4 separate regions of the Homo sapiens genome follow, and all the other regions are linked to region 1. The links are chromatin contacts, found by Hi-C or POLR2A ChIA-PET in ENCODE. All regions are on one chromosome and are shown on one strand. Each heading gives the region's core, a stretch centred on a gene start or an enhancer-like site at or near the end of the contact. The rest is flanking DNA. Distances are from core to core; before and after follow the strand shown. Region 1 holds the start of CD59 (CD59 molecule (CD59 blood group)). Region 2 holds the start of NAT10 (N-acetyltransferase 10). Region 3 overlaps KIAA1549L (KIAA1549 like). Region 4 overlaps ABTB2 (ankyrin repeat and BTB domain containing 2).

The links. A loop is a pair of places that touch in the nucleus more often than their neighbours do. ChIA-PET counts read pairs that join two places held with the same protein, here RNA polymerase II (POLR2A). Pooled maps may share reads with other maps.
Region 2: a loop to region 1 is called in a map of naive thymus-derived CD4-positive, alpha-beta T cell, with 13 times the contacts of the local background. The contact joins the promoter of NAT10 here to the promoter of CD59 in region 1. A Hi-C loop is called at or near these places in 1 of 168 maps with a recorded cell type or tissue (naive thymus-derived CD4-positive, alpha-beta T cell) and 8 of 50 pooled maps. POLR2A ChIA-PET finds 5 or more read pairs at or near these places in 2 of 52 experiments (Caco-2 and naive thymus-derived CD8-positive, alpha-beta T cell).
Region 3: a loop to region 1 is called in a pooled map, with 2.0 times the contacts of the local background. The contact joins the enhancer-like site here to the promoter of CD59 in region 1. A Hi-C loop is called at or near these places in 2 of 50 pooled maps. POLR2A ChIA-PET finds 5 or more read pairs at or near these places in 3 of 52 experiments (CD4-positive, alpha-beta T cell, HEK293T and PC-9).
Region 4: a pooled map shows a loop between it and region 1 (4-fold over the local background). The contact joins the enhancer-like site here to the promoter of CD59 in region 1. A Hi-C loop is called at or near these places in 1 of 168 maps with a recorded cell type or tissue (CD4-positive, alpha-beta memory T cell) and 9 of 50 pooled maps. POLR2A ChIA-PET finds 5 or more read pairs at or near these places in 3 of 52 experiments (A673, Caco-2 and activated CD8-positive, alpha-beta memory T cell).

The regions. Positions count from the first base shown.
Region 1 is chr11:33,734,721-33,737,970 of GRCh38, forward strand. CD59 (CD59 molecule (CD59 blood group)) reads right to left here and starts at 1,703. Exons shown (of 4, transcript NM_000611.6): 1 at 1,662-1,703. RefSeq lists a silencer at 1,352-1,821.
Region 2 is chr11:34,103,682-34,106,963 of GRCh38, forward strand. It overlaps NAT10 (N-acetyltransferase 10), which reads left to right and starts at 1,948. Exons shown (of 29, transcript NM_024662.3): 1 at 1,948-2,111. RefSeq lists an enhancer at 1,701-2,160.
Region 3 is chr11:33,477,151-33,480,140 of GRCh38, forward strand. The region is part of intron 1 of KIAA1549L (KIAA1549 like); the gene reads left to right. Among named protein-coding and RNA genes, the nearest start is that of KIAA1549L, 100 kb to the left of the region's middle. RefSeq lists an enhancer at 996-1,285. Within about 2 kb of position 1,286, at least 3 of the 41 ENCODE cell types and tissues checked have a DNase peak (open chromatin) inside an H3K27ac peak, as active enhancers do.
Region 4 is chr11:34,232,849-34,235,876 of GRCh38, forward strand. All of the region lies in intron 1 of ABTB2 (ankyrin repeat and BTB domain containing 2), which reads right to left. Among named protein-coding and RNA genes, the nearest start is that of ABTB2, 120 kb to the right of the region's middle. RefSeq lists enhancers at 1,153-1,677, 1,354-1,683. Within about 2 kb of position 1,348, at least 13 of the 41 ENCODE cell types and tissues checked have a DNase peak (open chromatin) inside an H3K27ac peak, as active enhancers do; they include A673, where a contact is called at or near this core.

The DNA.
Region 1 (3,250 bases), core at 453-2,952:
TTCCTAAGATATAGGACATAAGTAAAAAGAAGTCTTTGCCTTTAGAAAGCCTCAAGCACTTCTGGGCTTGGCAATGTCTGTGGCGGTTTGGCTGAGGTTCTTAAAGAGGTGGCCCAGAATTTTCCATGCTCTACTTTTCAAGAGCTTCTACCAGCAGCTGTCAAAGATGAATGCCATTAGGCACCCCACTCTCTCACCCTAAGATCCATTTTATTTAGGCTTTTATCTCCTAAGCCACTCAGCTAATGGGATGTTTTTCTTACAGCTAAGTTCAGCAAACAGTTTCTAGTTTCCACTGTGAAAATACAGAGGCCACAAGTTTTAGGACTGTTTGGCTTGTAGGGGAGGCAGCCTCCCTTTCTGCCTCTCCTTCATAAACTGCCACGTAAATAGCCACATTTTGGCAAACGTTGCCATCTCCCTCAACATTCGGGGCTCTGTGCCTTCTTCAGGGAACTGGGAGTAAACCGCCAGGAGTGGAGAACTTGAACAACTGCTCAGGGATCGCAGGGTACCTGAAATAATTAGCAGCCGCCGCGTTTGTGCTGAGCGCTTTCCGTCAATCATCTCAACCACCCTGTGAAGTGAAGCCTATTGTTTTACCCATCAAGTGCTGTTAAATACTTCCAGAAATGACCAGTGAAGAGCCTGGGTATCACTAAACGGCCATAAAAGGCACACTGCTTAATGTTGGTTTTTTTTGTTTGTTCTTTGTGGGTTTTGTTCGTTTTTGAGGCGGAGTCTCGCTCTTATTGCCCAGGCAGTAGGGCAATGGCGCGATCTCGGCTCACCGCTACCTCAGCCTCCCGGGTTAATGTTGTTTTTTGAAAAGTCAGCAGTCAGACTCTAAGAAGGGTGCGGCCCGAGCCGACCCAAGAAAACAAAACATCACGTTGTACTTAAAACGTCCGTTTCGGCCGGGCGCGGTGGCTCACACCTGTAATCCCAACACTTTGGGAGGCGGAGGCGGGCGGATCACGAGGTCAGGAATTCAAGATCAGCCTGACCAACATGGGAAAACCCCGTTTCTACTAAAAATACAAAATTTAGCCAGGCATGGTGGCGCATGCCTGTAATCCCAGCTACTCAGGAGGCTGTGGCAGGAGAATCGCTTGAACCCGGTACACGGAGGTTGCGGTGAACCCAGATCGCGCCACTGCACTCCAGCCTGGGCAACAGCGAAACTCCATCTCAAAAAAAAAAAAAAGTCCGTTTCGCCCGACACCTGCTTTTCAAAATTACACATTTAGACCGCGAGGGGAGAGAGGAACTGCCGTGACCACGGAGGGCTGGCCTTTCCCCCGGCGCAGTTTCTCTGGACCGCTAGAGCTTCCCTTGAGACGAAAGCGATGGCAGGGGCCCGGGTGCGAGGCTGCCCCCGAGGGAATGGGGGGCGCGACGGGGGTAACGGGGCTGCTTCTGGGAGAGGGCGCGCTCCCCGTTTCTCCTTCCTCGTAGATAAAATGAAGCCAGCGTTCGGCTAGGACACCGGGCCGCGGTGACGGGTTGGAAGGGCCAGGCCTCGGGAGGCTCGCCCGGCAGGGGTCGAGTGGAAAGCGAGGACGGGGGTAGCCCCCACAGACCCTCCGCCCGGGCCCAGACTGCCGCCGCCACCTCGGCTCGGCTCACCCAAACCCCAGCAGGCCTTCGGGCCTTCTTACCTGGCGGCGCCCAAGATCCTCTTCCAGCCTCGAGCCGCTTCTGCGCTCAGCCCCCGCATTCTTTCGCTCCAGCCCGCAAGGCTCCGCCCCCCGGCCCCGCCCCTCAGGATGCCCTTGCCCTCCCAGGCTCCCGGCTCCCGCACCGCGCAGCCGCACCTCGGCAGGAACCTCCTCCTCTCCCTCCACCCCCGCGCGGAGCTCAGCCTCCTGGCCCAGGTTCTGAGAAGGCCGGGTGGCCAGGACCCAATGAGCACCTTCAAAACCCCAGGGAACTGAAAGTTTGGGGCGTCCTCCTCGGATTTGCTATGGGACATAAAAACAGTAGGAAACTTCCAAAGACTTCTGATTTTCCCTTTTACTTTTTTTTTAAGTATATTAAAATGTTTTTCAAAACGTTTCTGTGCGTCTTGCTGGTGCCCTGGGTGCCCCAGGGCCTGGCTATCGGGCTATGCGGCCCTGCTGCAGTCTGAAGCTGCTTCCTACTGCGAGGCTTGGGCAGCATCCAAATAGCCATCAGCCACAGCCGCATCCGTATCCGTGCCTTGTGACTTGTTTGAGACCCAAACAAAATGTTATGCGTTTAAAAGCTTACTGGGCTGCTCGGGGACCAGTGTTTTGAATGAACCTCTTCGAGTGTCTCTATCAACTTAGCTGGTAGCTACTGTTCCCCAGCAGCCACCAGAGGCAGGGACAGAAGAGCAAGACCAGGGGATCCGCCTGCATGAGTCTGTCCCTTCAGGGTGGCCTCGCCTCAGGGACTGGATTGTAGGCATGGTTTCAATAACACAGCGGTGTGAAAGTTTAAGAGTTTTTAGTACTTACGGACCCTGGGTGGTACACAGCTTGCCTAGAGGACACACACACACACACACACACACACACACACACACACACGGAGATCAGGGAGAACAGGGAGAGGGAAGGGAGGAACGGACCTTTGGGCCAGCAACTTTATCCAGTTAGGTTTCCTCTGGAGAGCTCTAACTGGTGGATTTAAAAGCAAGCAGGTGAAAAGGCAGAGGTGGGAGGAACTTGAACCAGAGTTTGAAGCTGCAGTAGTGCCCTGTTATCACATCACTGCATGTTTATCTCTGGCCACCAGCTAGAGCCATTTGCGTGGGGTATAGTACTGGAAACTGTCAATGGTGACTGAGACTTGCTTCTGTTATTAAAAGTTAAACATATTCAAAAATGGATGCTGAGGTAACAAAAAATTATAAGCACTCACCAGAACCGCAACCACCATTTGGAACATTAGTTTTATGTGCAGATGTAATTAGAAGTTTCCATTTGCTATTATATTTGGAAAGTGTCCCACTCACTGCAGAACTGACTGTAAGAACGCCATAGGAGGGAGGGTGGGGCTACAGGCCAAAAGTACAAGTCTTCCTCCAAGAGGATGGCCTCTGTTAGAAAGCATGAGACACACTTTGAGGGTCAGGGTGAGAAGATATTACATCTCAGGGCTGCTTGTGTTGAACTGGTCAGGGAAGAAGGCATGAGATAAAATTTAAGCAGGGGGAATCATAGATTACTGAATGTCTTGCAGGGAAAATCATATAGTAACTGTCTTGACGCTTCTACTGTTA
Region 2 (3,282 bases), core at 698-3,197, 370 kb after region 1:
AGAGATCGCGCCACTGCATTCCAGCCTGGGCGACAGAGCGAGACTTCGTCTCACAAAAAAAAAAAAAAAAAAAAAAAAAAAAAAAAAAAAAAAAAGGCTGTATTGTTTGGGGTGGGGTTGGTGGCTCACTTAATAAAGTTACCATTTAAAGAACATTCAATGCAATGAACAACATATATGGACCAAGAGATGGTAAGGAGGCTTGTTGGAGTGGCCCATGTGAGAAATGGATTCCAACTTAAGGTGCGGATGGGGTGGTGGTAGTGAATGGATTCTATGGATTCCCTATCTCACTGGTCACTACTCAGTATCCTTTGCTGATTTCTCCAGGTCTTGGATGTCAGACTTCATCTCTAGCTGTGTTCTTCCCTGGGTGATCTGATCCAATCCCATGATTTTGAATATGATCAGCATTTTAGTCCTGAATATTTCTAGGCCCCAAACCTCTCAAAACTCATATTCAACATCTTGATATGAATTTCTCAATATTCCAAGTCAACTCCTTGATTACCCAACACCAGTTGTTCATTCATCCAGTTGCTCAGAGCAAATGTTTTGGGTGCCATCTTCAATGTACTTTTATAACCTGCATCTAATCCTTAAGTGAGTCCACGTGGTTCTAACTTGAATATCCAGAGTTATCTTATACTTCTAACTACTACCACAACTACCATCCTAGCACAGGTGACTACAATAGCTTATAATTGTTCTCCTTTTTCTACTTTTGCCTTCCTGTGATTTAGTTTTTGCATAACAGGAAGCCTTTTAAGAGGGCAAAGCAGATTTTCTCATTTCCCTGTCCCCCACAAACTCCAGTGGTTTCTCATCATGACTAGAATTAAATTCTAAATCTGGTCCTTCACTTGCCCACTGCTTTGGCCACACTGACTGCTTTGCCAGGACTCCCCCATCTTGGAGCTTTTGTATGTACATCTTTGGCACGGGGAAGTTTTTCACTCATATTCTCAGGGCTCATTCTTTCTAAATTTCAGGTCCTTGTTCCATCCAGTGTCACCCCGTCAGAGGCCTTCAGTGTTCGTTTCTAAAATAGTATCCTTAGTCACTTTACTCACTGGATACTTCTGCTTAATAGCATTTAAAACTTAACCTAGAATTAACCACGAGGGGCAGGAACATTTTGGACACTATCCCTTGTGAGCAGAATAGTGCGTGGGCATATTCACATTTTGCTGAATGAACTAAAAAATTTCATGATGGATGTTGGATTAAATGGGTAGTGCTGCTGATGACATTAAAAGTGTATCTGGGGAAGGGGTTTGGATTCAGACATTTGCGGTATCCAGGAGGAAACATCAAGCAGTTGATAATGTTTTTTGAAGTTCAGCGATCTGCCCCAAAGTCAAGAATGCAACACTATGTATAGGTTGTCCCTGTAGTCATGTTCTTGGAGTTCACTGGAAGCCCAGGGGGAGTAATTTCATTTGACGACCATATACAGGCCTAATGGGAGCCTGCAAAGTACAGCGGCCGCAGTCATGGGTAGATTACAGGATTCCCATCTGTAAGATCAGTACTGTGGGGGTGGAGGGCCAAGCGAAACCAATAAAATAGGTCTGTTGGCCGAGTTTCCTCAACTTAACGGGGATCGGTTAAATTGAACACAAATCGTTGGATCCGTCGCGTTTCGCGTAACCAGGCTGACGCTGAAAACCCTGGACCTACGTGGGCAGGCCCTGGGGTGCGGACATCTATTTTGCCCTTCTTAGCCGAGGTACTTTAGCTGGGATATGAAGAGTGAAGAGGCAAACCGCAGCCAACACCCAGCTACCGCGAGCAGTGGGACTAAAATGCGCAACCGCAGTGGACATCTAGGCCTCAGCTCCGCTTCTGGTGGCTTACGTCATTACTCAGCGACAGCCTTGAGGAAGGTCCCTTCTCGCTCGCCATCTCTGCGACTTTAATGCGCTTGCGCACGTGCTGTCTACCAGTTCCTGAGAGGGACGCGTGCCGCGGAGCCAGGCTTACTACGTGACCCGGACACCAGGCATACGCTAGGGGCAGTCAGCTGTGCCTTCTCTTTCGGAGTTGTTCCGTGCTCCCACGTGCTTCCCCTTCTCCACTGGCTGGGATCCCCCGGGCTCGGGGCGCAGGTACCCAACGCGGGAGGGCCGGGTATGGATGCCAAGATCGGTGTCTGTGTTCTTCCTGGGTCGAGAGGGGACCGGCCTCAGGATGAAGGCTCTGCATCCGGACGGATACCTGGCCTACGCCGTTTGTCCTCCACCCCTCTTTTGGGGCGCTCCAAGATAACAGAATCACCTCTCCAATACGCAGCCGCTCTCGGCGCGTGCTTCTCGAGCGTCCTCGGGGATTTGCGTGGCTCGATAACCACCTCTAAGTAGTGCCTGTAACTGGGGAGTCGGGGTGAATGGGTGGGTGACAACAGTTGTTTTCCGTGGAGCTTGCCCGCAGTGCCTGGCTGCAGGTCTGGGCATTATACTTAGGGTAATCTGATTCCAGATCCTTCCACGTTCTTAAATCCTTCACTGTGCACATTCCTTTATACTCTTTATTCAGCAGTCACATTCAGGACTTGGTTTTGTTTGCCAGTGCACCTAAAATGGTGCCTGCCACATAGATGTTATGTGTAGATAGACGAATGAGTGAGCGAAAAATAATCATCTCCTTCAAGGCCTTCCCCATCCAGGCCTTCCATGACAGCTTCAGCCCATAGTAATCTCAGCCCTTCCTTCATCTGACCGGTCCCTCAGTATAGCTATTTTTTTTTTTTTTACATCTAATTTTACCTGTGTTCTTGTTCCTCATCTCATTCTCTTAAATACCTTCTTCAAGAAGAATGCAAGCTTGAAGTCAAGGGCCTTGTGGTACTACTTCTGGGGCTCCCACAGTAGCTAGAGCAAAAGGCAGCCCCCATTAATTAGTTGTTGATTGATTTTTGCGGGATCTTTATGTGGCCGGCAACACAAGGTTTACAAGTTGGGAAGATTGGCGAACTGGGAAGAGCTCAGGCTTTGGAGTCAGGAAGACTTGAGTGTGAATTCTGTCTGTCGTTTTTCTGCCTCGGGATATTTGAATTCTTTATACTTTCTCCTTTACGTATAAATTGGGGTCCTTGACAGTGACTTAGTGTTTTATAGTAAGACATATGCTAAAATCTGTTTGGATTGGAAGGTTAGAAGGGACAGTTAAGGTATGGTAAGTTTCAGTAAATGAGCTTTATGTTTATAATGCAGTAGGTACCAGAGTTTCTAAGTAGCATGTCACTTTTACATCTAAGTAGCATGTTACTTTTACAGTGAT
Region 3 (2,990 bases), core at 36-2,535, 260 kb before region 1:
GTGTCAGTTAAGAATAGAGCTAAGTCAGCCTGCTTCTCCAGAGGAGTCTCCCTGGAGCCTTCTTGGTGTGGCCTGAGCCCGAGGAGGAGGAGGTGTTTCTACCTGGGTAGAATGCCCCCCACCACTTTTGGAACACTGGGTGGGGAGCTGAGAAGTCTGTCTCTGATACTTCAGAAAAAGTGAACGCTTAACAAGATGTAGAAATCCAGTGAGGTATGACTCACAGAAATGTTCTCTCTGACCTTCTGCCCAATGGGATGGAACACAATAAATTTCAAGATGTAAGATATTTAATGTAGGGTTTTTAGAAAGGCACTGTGATGAATAATCTGTGGTGGAGTGCCACGCAGGTGCACGCACACACACACAAACACACACACACACACACACACGACACTACCCCCCTTTGCATGTGGTTCTCTTCGGTTAACTCTTGCTCACTTTTCCAGCCTTGTTAAGGTGCCATTTGCTTTGGGAATCACTGGGTGCTGGTCAAAGTGCTCATATTGGGTGATCTCTTTAGATGGCTTTGTCTGAGCACATCCTCCCCTCTTGGGATTGTCAGTTACTTGCTCCCACCCTCACTTCCTAGAACTGTGAGCTCCTCGAAGGACTGTATAATTTGTCTTTATGTTTCTGTCACCCAGCACAGTGTCTGATCTACCATGGTGCTTAATAAATGTCTGCTGAATGCACAGATGCATACACACACACACACACACACCACTGTGGGAAACCACTTACGTTTTGTCCAAGTTCATAGACCCAAGGAACAGCCCCAGAGGCACAGAGCACCTGCTGTACTAAAATAGGTGGAGACCTGTGAACTACAGGTAAGACAAGAGGTCCAGCTACATTTAGACAGAAGGCTTATGGTCCAGCCAGAGGGGGTGTTGGCTTGTCACATAAAAGGGAAAGGCTTGAGTGTTTCTCTGATATTTACTTCCCCTACAGTAAAAGGGCAGGACAGGGGAACCAACCTAGCGACATTAAAATCATTGTCTTCTGTGGTATGCAGATTCACCTGACCTTGAACTCACTGATGACATGGTATCGATTGCACCACCACCTGCAGTCCTGCAGCAGCAGCTGCCAGCAGAAGCCATGCTAACAGAACTCACAGAGGCAAGTTTTGTTCTAGCCTGACAAGCATGCCTGGCTTTGCAAGCCCCCCAGACGGGCAAAGGTTTCTGCAAAGCTATGTCTTGCAGGGATTGCAGTTTTGTCTTGGGGAAAACACAGATTGGCCTGAACCCGTTGGGGGAGGAACAGAGCGAAAGAGGTTTTTTCAAGCTCTGCAGAGCTGTTATAACCACATGGAGCGGATTTCAGAGCTGATGGGCTCCGCCTGCAGAAGGCTGCATAGCAACAAGGGAGGAGTTCTCCATTTCTGTCCTTTTAAAGAGCTGGTCACAGATAGGAATAGCATTTTTTTCCATCTGATTTTTATGTTGTCCTTCATGTAAACAGTAAGCCATGATTTTGCTTTATATGGACAGATAGAGTGGTCACAGTTCAAGCCCTTCACTTGAACTATCTCATTTAATCCTCAAAATATTTCTGAGGAGGTGCTATTATTTTTTTAAATTATTATTATTATGATTTTAGACGGAGTCTTGCTCTGTGGCCAGGCTGGAGCGCAGTGGCACGATCTCGGCTCACTGCAACCTCTGCCTTTCACCATGTTGGCCAGGATGGTCTCGATCTCTTGACCTCGTGATCCACCTGCCTTGGCCTCCCAAAGTGCTGGGATTACAGGTGTCAGCCACCATGCCCAGCCACAGGTGCTATTATTATCCTCATTTTCACAAATGAGGAAGCTCAGACTTGGGCATGTTGCCCCTAAGGTTACTCAGTTAGTAAATGGTAGAGCCAGAATTTGAATCCAAAGGAGATGAAGACATATATGGGATATATACAGATCTGCATATCTTCAGATATTTTTTCACCAGTGCTCATTATGTTTTTATCCTCTTTGCCTTTGTTAGGGTAGACAAGAGGTAAAGCTGAGATCATGGAAGTGGAAGCTTTCTATGGATTTGCTGGACTGAGCTGGGGGTTCCTGGGCTAGGTGCCTTCAGCTGCACTTGTAGCAACAAGGAGAGGCTGAGGCAAGGCCAGAGGGCATTCAAGTGACACTCATGCCACCTGGGAGCTGCCACCTGGCCTTCCTTCATCTGTGATTGGCCAGCGTTAGGAAGAAAAGCCAGAATGTGAAATTTACAAATGGTTTGTCGAGGGAGGGAACTGGGGGACATCCAAGTTAGAAGAGGTTGGCAAAGGGTAAAATGAATAGCCAACCAAAATATAAGGCAACAGTGGGCAGGAGGTCTGGGCTGCACAGATGACAAGCTGGCCCTTGAAGTGGCTGTGCCAAAGAGAAAGGGGAAGAAGTGCCAAGAATGGAAAATCAGTGGGAAATTTAAAAGTTGAATTAGAAAATCTGAAATGAAAGTGGCATCGGAGAATAAGAGAAGGCTTTCTGTTATATTGGAATTAAAGAGACAGAGCTTGTGATTCTCAAACCTTTTCTGTTGTTAAGAGCGTCACCCTAGGTCTGGAAATTGAATTGAGGGGTGCGTTTTTAGCAGAATTGTTGGGAGGGAAAACAGGAGCCAATGCCGGGCACATTTTTGATTGAGAAACAGATTTTAAAAGGGAAGAAAAGAAAGAAGAAAAGGCAGGACTCTCAGGACCAAGCAAGGTAGCAGAAGAGAGGCTCAGAGCTTTCCTTAGGGTCTCCATTTAAAAACTGTGGTATGTTTAACACGCAGAAACTTGTTTTGAAAGACTGAGCTGTAAGAGACAGCCTATTAGCTTGTTTTCCTAAATCAAGTTAAATTTGGCTTCAAGCCTCCATGTATCAGAGTTGGAGGGAGGTTCATATTAATGATTGTGTGTGTGTGTGTGTGTGCACGCGTGCTTAAAATAGCTTTGTTGAGATATAACCCAAATACAATACAGCTCACCCGTTTAAAGTGTGTAATTCA
Region 4 (3,028 bases), core at 98-2,597, 500 kb after region 1:
TCTTGGGAAGCTGAGGTGGGAGGATCTCTTGAGCCTGTGAGGTCAGGGCTGCAGTGAGCCATAATCACACCACTGCACTCCAGCCTGGGTGACAGAAGGAGACTCTGTCTCAAAAAACCCCCTAACCTCCCCCCAAAACCCCAAATGCCCCGCAAAACATATACTACCCCCTCCATCATGCTGGGAGCCACTGAAGGGAGACACCCTGTCATAGTGGTTTGGTCCTCCAGTGGCTAGGGAGGTAGCTGTTTGCTAAGTGAATGTTAAGTCCATCCCAGTCGCTTCCTGCTAACAGTCCACCACGGGAAGTTAGGCATTTAATAATGAGGACACAATTAGGACACCTGGGCTTGGTGCATGAGGATTTTTCTTTTTATTTTTTTGAAGACAAAGCAAAACAAAAAAACAACCCTTTCTTTTTGAGACAGGGTCTTGCTCTATTACCCAGGCAGAAGGGAAATGGCATGATCATGGCTCACTGCAGCTTTTTTTTTTTTTGAGACAGAGCCTCCTTGTTGCCCAGGCTGAAGTGCAGTGGTGTGACCTTGGCTCACTGCAGCCTCCGCCTCCCAGGTCACTGCAGCGTTAAACTCCTGGGCTCAAGCAATCCTCCTGCCTCAGCCTCCCAATTAGCTGGGACCACAGGGGTACACCACCACACCCAGCTAAGTTTCTAAAAATGTTTTGTAGAGACAAGGTCTCACCATGTTGCTCAGGCTGGTCTTGAAATCCTGGGCTCAAGCAATCTGCCTTGGCCTTGCAAAGTGCTGGGATTATAGGCATGAACCACTGTACCTGGCCCACCTTTTTTTTTTTTATTATAAAGGTAATTATGATTATTTTTTAAAAATCAGAAAGGAATAATGAATAAAGTTTCTTTTAATACTACCTCCCAGAGATAACTATTATTAATATATTATAATTTTTCTTCAAATAGGCTTTTAGTACAAATAGTACATGTACAAATACATGTACTAACCTATCAATTTTTTAAAATCACAAACCGAATTTGAGAAACAGGAACATAATGAAATTATTTTTCACCTAATGCTGAATCCTGTATTTTGTGGACATCTTTTCAGGTCAGTGTGTTTGGATATATATTTCTTTTTAAGACCTACACAGTTTCCAGGGTCATCGCTCCCTCAAATTTGAATTGTCAGCTTGATCCCTCTCAGAAGACTAGAGAAACCATACATCCCAGGGCACCTGAAGCAGGGCCAAGCTGGGCTGCAGGTATTTTCCACAGTGCTCTGGCAAGGCCTTCTCCGTGGCTCAGTTAGGGGGTTTCCCTTCTCCCCTCCCCTCCCCTGTTGGGGTGGGGGCAAGGGTAAGAGCGTCTCCCTGGAGGAGGTGCCTAAAGCAGGCTGTGAGTCACTCAGATGAGCTTCCGGGTGAAGTCATGCTGAGAAGCTATTTGCAGACACCTTACTCAAGGAGGCCTAAGGAAAGCATGGGGGGATGCCATCTCAAGCGAGAAATGGAGAACTTTTAGATTCTCCCCTCCCTGGCCTTTCTAGAGCAGAGGCTGTAACCGGAATATCAGAGACACAGTAAATTACCTGGGATTTCCCCATCAGGGAGATTCCTGGGTTACTCTCACTGATAACAAGACTAACTACTCACACCCAGGGTCCCAGGGTGAGGCTGGGCAAGGGAGGCACCAGGGCTGGTTCCACTGCTCAGAGGAGAAATGCAATTCTCTCCTGTGCCTCAAAGTCCAGCATTGTGAGAACACCTCGGATGCCAGCTCTGGCTCCGCCTCTCACAAAACCTAGGTAAAGTGCTTTGTGCGGAATCTTTTCCTTATGAAAAGGCAGGGCTACCAGGCAGTGCCAAGCCCTGGGACAGTCAGGTAACTAATTGCCTATTGCGACTCCCAGCTTACAGGGTAATGCTACCTGCTCCTGCTTAACCTCAGAGACTGGGAATCCCAGTTCTGCCACAGAAGAGGGCCCTTTTAGTTTCCCTGAAGCACTTATACAGAGATTATTGTGTTTATTTTATTTATTTATTTATTTATTTTTGAGACAGAGTCTCGCTCCTTCGCCCAGGCTGGAGTGCAGTGGCGCTATCTTGGCTCACTGCAAGCTCTGCCTCCTGGGTTCACGCCATTCTCCTGCCTCAGCCTCCCAAGTAGCTAGGACTATAGGCGCCCGCCACGGCGCCTGGCTAATTTTTTTTTTGTATTTTTAGTAGAGATGGGGTTTCACCGTGTTAGCCAGGATGGTCTCGATCTCCTGACCTTGTGATCCGCCTGCCTTAGCCACCCAAAGTGCTGGGATTACAGGCGTGAGCCACCGTGCCCGGCCGAGATTATTGTGTTTATTAATTTGCTTACTTGCTCAGTATCTGGTGCCCCTACTCCCTCTAAAATGCAAGCTCTGCATAGCAGGGATTGCCTGAAAAATGTCAGCCACATAGATGCTCAAGACATTTCTAGAAAAGAAATGAATGCCATCAGCCAAATATCTGACCATGACCCGGGGTAAGTACTTAACCTCTAGACCTCAGTTTCTTCATCTGTAAAGCGGATATGGTTTCTTCTCTGTAGTGGTTATGAACATATCGCATAAAGCACTAAACCCAATGCCTGACACATAGCAAGAGTTCAATAAAAGGGCTCTCTCTGTTATCCTCAGAGATGACAAGGATCTTGAACCCCACAATAAACTGCTACATCTCCAATACTGAATGAATTAGCCTCTGTTCAATAAGCCCCACAGGAAGGGGAGCGGGGGAGGTCAAAAGGAATTGGTGCCTGTGATCCCACCTTCCTAAGAGGATTTGCCTATCAGAGCCATCCAGGACCTGATTGGGGATCTCCTTCTGGCTTTTAAGCCACAAGCCATGAATACTGCTGACACCACTCCTATGAAGTAGCAACAAGTGATCCATCGCTAATTGCACTTTGCAGAGCTTTTTCTGATCCATGCTAGAGGCATTAATTAGCTGCAGGAGGTCAGCGCTAGCTAAGTGAACACTCTTTGTGCCCCAGGTAAGGAGACCAAGCTGAGAAGGCAGAGCA